Regions from separate parts of the Homo sapiens genome. Here region 1 is linked to region 2. A link is an interaction called in ENCODE POLR2A ChIA-PET data of the cell type or tissue named here. Cell type or tissue: Caco-2. All regions are shown on one strand. Each heading gives the region's core, and the rest is flanking DNA. Links, peaks and the distances in the headings are about the cores only. Region 1 overlaps HIF3A (hypoxia inducible factor 3 subunit alpha). Region 2 has its middle 3.1 kb from the start of CCDC8.

Region 1 (2,900 bases), core at 120-2,619, 110 kb after region 2:
TGACCGGCTAAGTTCTTCAGATTTCAGCTCAGATATCTTCTCCTCCAGGAAGCCCTCCATTCCCACTCAGGCTGGGTCAGGTACACCCCACCCCTGTGCTCTCACAGCCCCCTAGACTGTCCCATCCCAGCCCTGACCATTCTGGGTCTTCCTGTCTAGTGACATACCTATATCCCCTTTGTATTGTGAGTCCCATAAAGGTAGGGCTATGGCTGTCCTGGTCACCACTGTATCCCCAGCATCACCAGTACAGGGCCAGGCACAGAGCAAGGAGCTCCTCTCACCTGACTGAGGCCCAGGTGTTTGCTGACATTCTCCGACAGGTAAGCCATGTCTCCCTCGGCGGTGAGCACCATGACGAAGCCCTCCAGGGCCTTCAGGTAGCAGGCATCCAGTGGTTCTCCCCCTGCTCCCACCTGGTTCCACTCCCCTGGTGCCCGGGGCAGGGGGATGGGGGCATCTCTAGTCAGTTATGGTCTGAATTATGGACTGACCCTGGGCTAGCCTCCCTCTGCCTTTCCTCATTCAGAGAAACTTACATGCACCCCCAAGGAAGTGGGGGTACATCCTAGTGGCCTGGATTCCCAAGGAAGAAAGCAGGACCAAGAAGCACTGGAATTAGAAGCAGGGCCTCCCAGGGTGGCAGAATTCTAAGGAAGTAGGAGTCTCCCAAGGGAACAGAATTCTAAGGATGTGGGTGGGCCTCCTAGGAGGACAGAATTCTAAGTGGATGGAACTCCCCAGGGTCAAAATATGAAGGGGCCAGGGCCTAAGGGGAATTGTAATATAGAGATGAGGGGGAAGCCTCGAAGGGGTTCAAACTCATGGAGGGCAGGACCTTCCAGAGGGACAGAACTCTAGAGAAGAAGGGACTCCCAGGGAACAGACTTCTAAGGGGGTAAAGCCTCCAAGAAAAGTAAAATTCTATGGGGCAGGGAAGTCAAATGGACAGAGCCTCCCAGAGAATAACGCTACTTCCCCCGCTTTCAGGGTCCTGGGATTCCACGGGGTTTATGTGTGAGTGTATGTGTGTGTGTGCACGCGCGCGTGCACGTGCGTGGCAAAGCCCGCTGCAGGATGCAATTCTAACTGGGTAGAAATTCAAGGAGATGCCTACTAAGAGAACAAGTGATGTAGAACTAGAGGGGTGGGGAAGGGACAAGGGACTCTCAGATACAGTAACGAAAAGTTGGGCGGCGCAGCCTCCCAGTGGATATATTATGAGAGACCAGGGCCTATCCATCTGGGAGAGTCTCCTAGAGGACCAAATCGTAAGAGTTGAAGGGTTAGCGGATTTTCTGAGTCCTAAGGAGGCGGGGCTTCCAAAGGGCGCGTTCCAGGGGCGGGGCCTCACAAGTGATAGACTTCGAGGGGGGCGGGACTCCCAGCAGGCCAGGAACTCAAAGGGGGCGGGGCCTCCCCGGGGAAGTCGATTCCAGGGGGGTGGGGCTCCGCCGAAAAAAACGACACCAGGGGGCGGGGCTTTGTCAGAATAAGGCTTCCCGGAGGAGGGGCCTCCCTGGGATGTAGTTTTTTTCCGTGGGCGGGGCCTGACCAAGACGGGAATTCCCGCGGGCGGGGCTCACCTGCGGCGCAGAGGCGGTGCATGCGCAGGTAGCTGATGGTGAGGCGCATGATAGAGGCCTTGTCCAGGTGGGCGCTGACGCCGCGGGCGAAGGGCAGCGTGTGAGCCAGCTGGTACAGCACCTCGGTCTCCTGGCTGCGCCGGCTGCGGGCCGCATCCCGGGACTTTTCCTTGCGCAGCTCCGTGGTCGACCTGAGGGCATGGGCAGCATTCACTGGTGGTGACTCGGGAAAGAGAAAAGGAGGACGGGACGAGCACGTGGGGAGCTGCCACGTGGGGCCGGGGCTCGTGGAGTGCTGGGCCGCGGCTGCGCAGGCCTCGATGTGTGGCCCTGTCGAGTTCGCGGCGCTCCCTGGGCCTGGAAGGGCTACACTGTGGAGCCCTTCCTAGCCCTGATTTTACCTGTGGTCTTGCCAGTCCATGGTGCCTCTGGCGCCTCGCTCCTCTCTGTGGCGCGCCTAGGGCCGCTCTGTCCCCTCCCTGACTTATCTGCAGTTTATTTCCCAGGCTAGGGACGCCTGGGGGACAGGGAGGGCCCCTGCTGGGAGGGGGCTGGCTGAGCTGGCCAGGGGCCAGAGGAGGGAGGGCCCACGAAGGAGAGGCCTACAGCCTCCCAGGCCCCCTGCCCTGCAGTTTCCCAGAATCACCTCCTCTGCCCTTTTCCCTCAACTGAGCCGTCCTGTGAATCTTGGAACATAGATCTCAAAGTCTAACGATGAACCACCAACAGGGGCCCTAAGAGGGGCAGGGACCCGCCAGGGTGACACAGCAAAGCAACCTGTTCTGTTTACCACTCACCCTGCCCTGTAATCCACTTCAGATACCTACATTTTGCATGTGGGGTTGGAAGAATAAGTGTCGTTTTATCAGAAATATCTGCCACTTATCCAGCTTTTACTATTTTGTCACTCCCAGTGCCAAGTGCGAAACTTATATTAACCCGCCTAATGCTCAGGCCACCCAGAAGGAAGTTGATAACGTCCCATTGAACAGATGAGGACACCGAGGCTCAGAGAGGTGCAGTGCCTGCCCACAAATAGGGAAGCCTGCCTTTAAACAATGGTCTACCTAAATTCTCAAATTTTCTCTATCTCTATGGGCCTGGATTTATGTCCAGAATTTTAGCTCTTCTCCCTGTTTCTGCCACTGTCTTCAAATTCAAACTCCAGGTCTTTCTGAACCCAAAGTTTCTCTTTTCTTTTCTTTCTTTTCTTTTGAGACAGGCTGTCGCTCTGTTGCCCAGGCTGGAGTGCAATGGCATGAATATGGCTCACTGCAGACTCAGTATCCTAGGCTAAAGCCATCCTCCAGCCTC
Region 2 (2,900 bases), core at 275-2,774:
TAACACATACACTAATGCAAGCATTTTTTCTCTGGAAAAATACAGAGATATTTAACTGGTTACTTTTTGGGGAGAGGCTGGAAGGTGGGGTTTGGGGAGAAGAATCCTTTTTTGAAAAAAATTTACCTTTCTGTAACTTTTGCTTTTTCTGACCGTGTATCCTTTTTTGAGACAGGGTGTTACTCTGTTGCCCAAGCTGGAGTACAGTGGCACCACCTCAGCTCACTGCAACCTGTGCCTCCCAGGTTCAAGCGATTCTCCTGCCTCAGCCTCCCTAGTAGCTGAGATTACGGGCGCCTGCCATCGTGCCCAGCTAATTTTTGTACTTTTAGTAGAGACGGTGGGGTTTCATCATATTGGCCAGGCTGGTCTCGAACTCCTGACTTCAGGCGATCGCCCGCGTAGGCCTCCCAAATTGCTTGGATTACAAGCTTGAGCCACTGCCCCTGGCCCGCGTGTCCCATTTTTTTTTTAAATGGCAACAAAATGTAGCTGGGTAGAGGGATTTCAGCCGTGTTTTGTTTCTCTTCCCCATTCTTTTCCAACTTTCCATTTATTTTAAACAAATGCAAAAGTGAGGCTACAGTTCTCGTTTTTATTATTTTATTCTGTGATGGCTGGAGAAGGGTCTCACCTGCCAGAGATCTGTGCAATTAAAAACACCCACAGCTGAACCGTTCAGGGGCTGGCAATTTTTTTTTTTTTTGAGATGGAGTCTCGCTCTGTTGCCCAGGCTGGCGTGCAGATGGGCGATCTCCGCTTCCTGCAGCCCTGACCTCCCGGGCTCAAGCGATAGGCCCACCTCAGTCTCCCGAGTAGCTCAGACCACAGGCGCACACCATAATATTCGGCTAATTTTTAAATTTTTTGTGGAGACCGGAGTCTCGCTATGTTGCCCAGGCTGGTCTCCAATTCCTGGGCTCAAGCGATCCTCCTGCCTTGGCTTCCCAAAGTGCTGGGATTACAGGCATGAGTCACCGCCCCCGGCCGGAGGTTGACGATTTTTGCAAAAATATGGAACATTTGGGATTTTCATTTCTTAGATTATCCTCCTTGCGCCGCTCCCTGCTCCCCCACCAAATAAAAAAAGAAAAACAAACAAAAAACAAAACAAACAAACAAAACGAAAGCCCTTTTATGACTACAAAACCCAAACGTCTCATCTGCGAGGTCACCACTTGGAAGGCACTGTCATGAGCCCTCAGACTTGCGATTCTTTAATCAGCATTCCTGAAACCTAGGTGTCCTTAGGATTTTTCATTTTTTGGTTTCTACAAACAGCTTTTCAGGGAAGCTGGCTTTGGGGATGAGGCCTAAGGGAGGCACCAGGGGCAGAAAAGAGGAGCTCCTGCCCTCGTCCTCCGTGGCGCCCCCACCCCCACCATCTCCCTGCAGCCTCGCCTCCGCCTCCGCCCCACCCGCTTAGTTTTGATCCGCGCGGAGGAGCGCGTCCCGTGGTTGCCATGGAGACCGCCGGACTGCGGAGGCCACAAACTGTGCGAAGGGGGAGGCGAGGGGCGGGGCCGCGGGAGGCCCGGGGGCTGAGCGCGGCGGCTGGGACTGAGCCAGGGAGAAAGAGGAGAAAAATCCAGCGAAGCCCAACGACCTGGCTCTGCAAGAGAAAAACAACCTGAATAAGCCGGTAATTGTGAACAGGCCGCTCGCTGAGACCTTAACGTCCCCTAAGCCCCCACATCTTTTCTTTCCCTCTGGCCCGTCTCTTTTTCCTCCGTTCCCTCTTTAAAAATTTGCCTGGTTCCTTTATGAGTTAAATAAGATCACATTTATTTATTTATTTGAGACGGAGTCTCGCTCTGTCGCCCAAGGTGGAGGGCAGTGGCGCGATCTTGGCTCACTGCAACCTCCGCCTCCCAGTTCAAGCGATTCTTCTGCCTCAGCCTCCCCAGTAGCTGGGATTACAGGCATGTGTCACCATGCCCGGCTAATTCTTATATTTTTGTTCGTTTCTTTTTTTTGTTTGTTTGTTTTTGAGACGGAGTTTCGCTCTTGTTGCCCAGGCTGGAGTGCAATGGCACGGTCTCAGCTCACTGCAACCTCTGAATCCCGGATTCAAACGATTCTCCTGCCTGAGCCTCCGGAGTAGCTGGGATTACAGGCATGCGCCACCAAGACAGGCTAGTTTTGTAGTTTTAGTAGAGGCGGGGTTTCACCATGTTGGCCAGGCTGGTCTCAAACTTCTGACCTCAGGTGATCCACCCGCTTCAGCCTCCCAAAATGCTGGGATTACAAGCGTGAGCCACCGCGCCCGGCAATTTTTGTATTTTTTAGTAGAGATGGGGTTTTGCCATGTTGACCAGGCTGGTCTCAAACTCCGGACCTCAGGTGATCCGCCCGCCTCAGCCTCCCAAAGTGCTGGATTAAAGGCGTGAGCCACGGCGCCCAGCCTGAGATGGAGAATTTTCAAAAGAGTAGAGACAGATCGGACCTAAGTTTTTAAAAGATGCCCCCAGCTTCTGGATGGGGCCTGGATTGCAAGCAGTGATGGGGAGGCGGGAAGCCCAGTGAGGGGGCTTTGTACACATCCAGGCAAGAGTGGCTGCAAGTATTGTGGCTGCTAAGTGGTTAAATGGTGCAACACATTTAGGAGAAGGGGATTAGCTGTGTCTTTAGCGTCAGCTAGTGTTTTAAATGCTAGTGCCCAAGATCTGGTTCTAATATTATATTAGATCCACCACTCAGAGCTGTGCAACTTCAGACCAGCCTCAGTTTCACCGTCTGTAAAAAGATGATTGATGGCACTGGCCTTACCATGTACCTCTGAGGGTTCCTAACAACGAGGCCTATTCAACATGTCTCTGGATGCCTGGTTCCAAAGATGTGGACCAATGCTAGTCGCATGTCCTGTAGCAGGAGGAGCCACGGACAAAACCCCTCAGACA

Evidence for each region. Peaks named below come from ENCODE experiments on the same cell type or tissue, not always from the same donor. Only the 100,000 strongest peaks of a DNase experiment are listed, where the experiment ranks them.
Region 1: POLR2A ChIA-PET joins it to region 2 with 8 read pairs; 8 of 35 experiments call an interaction of 5 or more read pairs at or near these places.

What each region holds. Positions count from the first base shown.
Region 1 is chr19:46,302,775-46,305,674 of GRCh38, reverse strand. HIF3A (hypoxia inducible factor 3 subunit alpha) reads right to left here. Exons shown (of 15, transcript NM_152795.4): 2 at 1,587-1,777; 3 at 285-430. Among named protein-coding and RNA genes, the nearest start is that of HIF3A, 7.2 kb to the right of the region's middle. RefSeq lists enhancers at 1,368-1,951, 1,952-2,535. In Caco-2, for the core only: no CTCF peak of the experiment used is centred there; DNase peaks (open chromatin) are centred at 1,444 and 2,184; H3K4me3 peaks cover 1,077 bases; H3K27me3 peaks cover 115 bases.
Region 2 is chr19:46,415,173-46,418,072 of GRCh38, reverse strand. No RefSeq gene overlaps it. Among named protein-coding and RNA genes, the nearest start is that of CCDC8, 3.1 kb to the right of the region's middle. RefSeq lists a silencer at 1,453-1,542 and enhancers at 1,969-2,801, 2,802-2,900. In Caco-2, for the core only: no CTCF peak of the experiment used is centred there; a DNase peak (open chromatin) is centred at 1,482; H3K4me3 peaks cover 1,043 bases.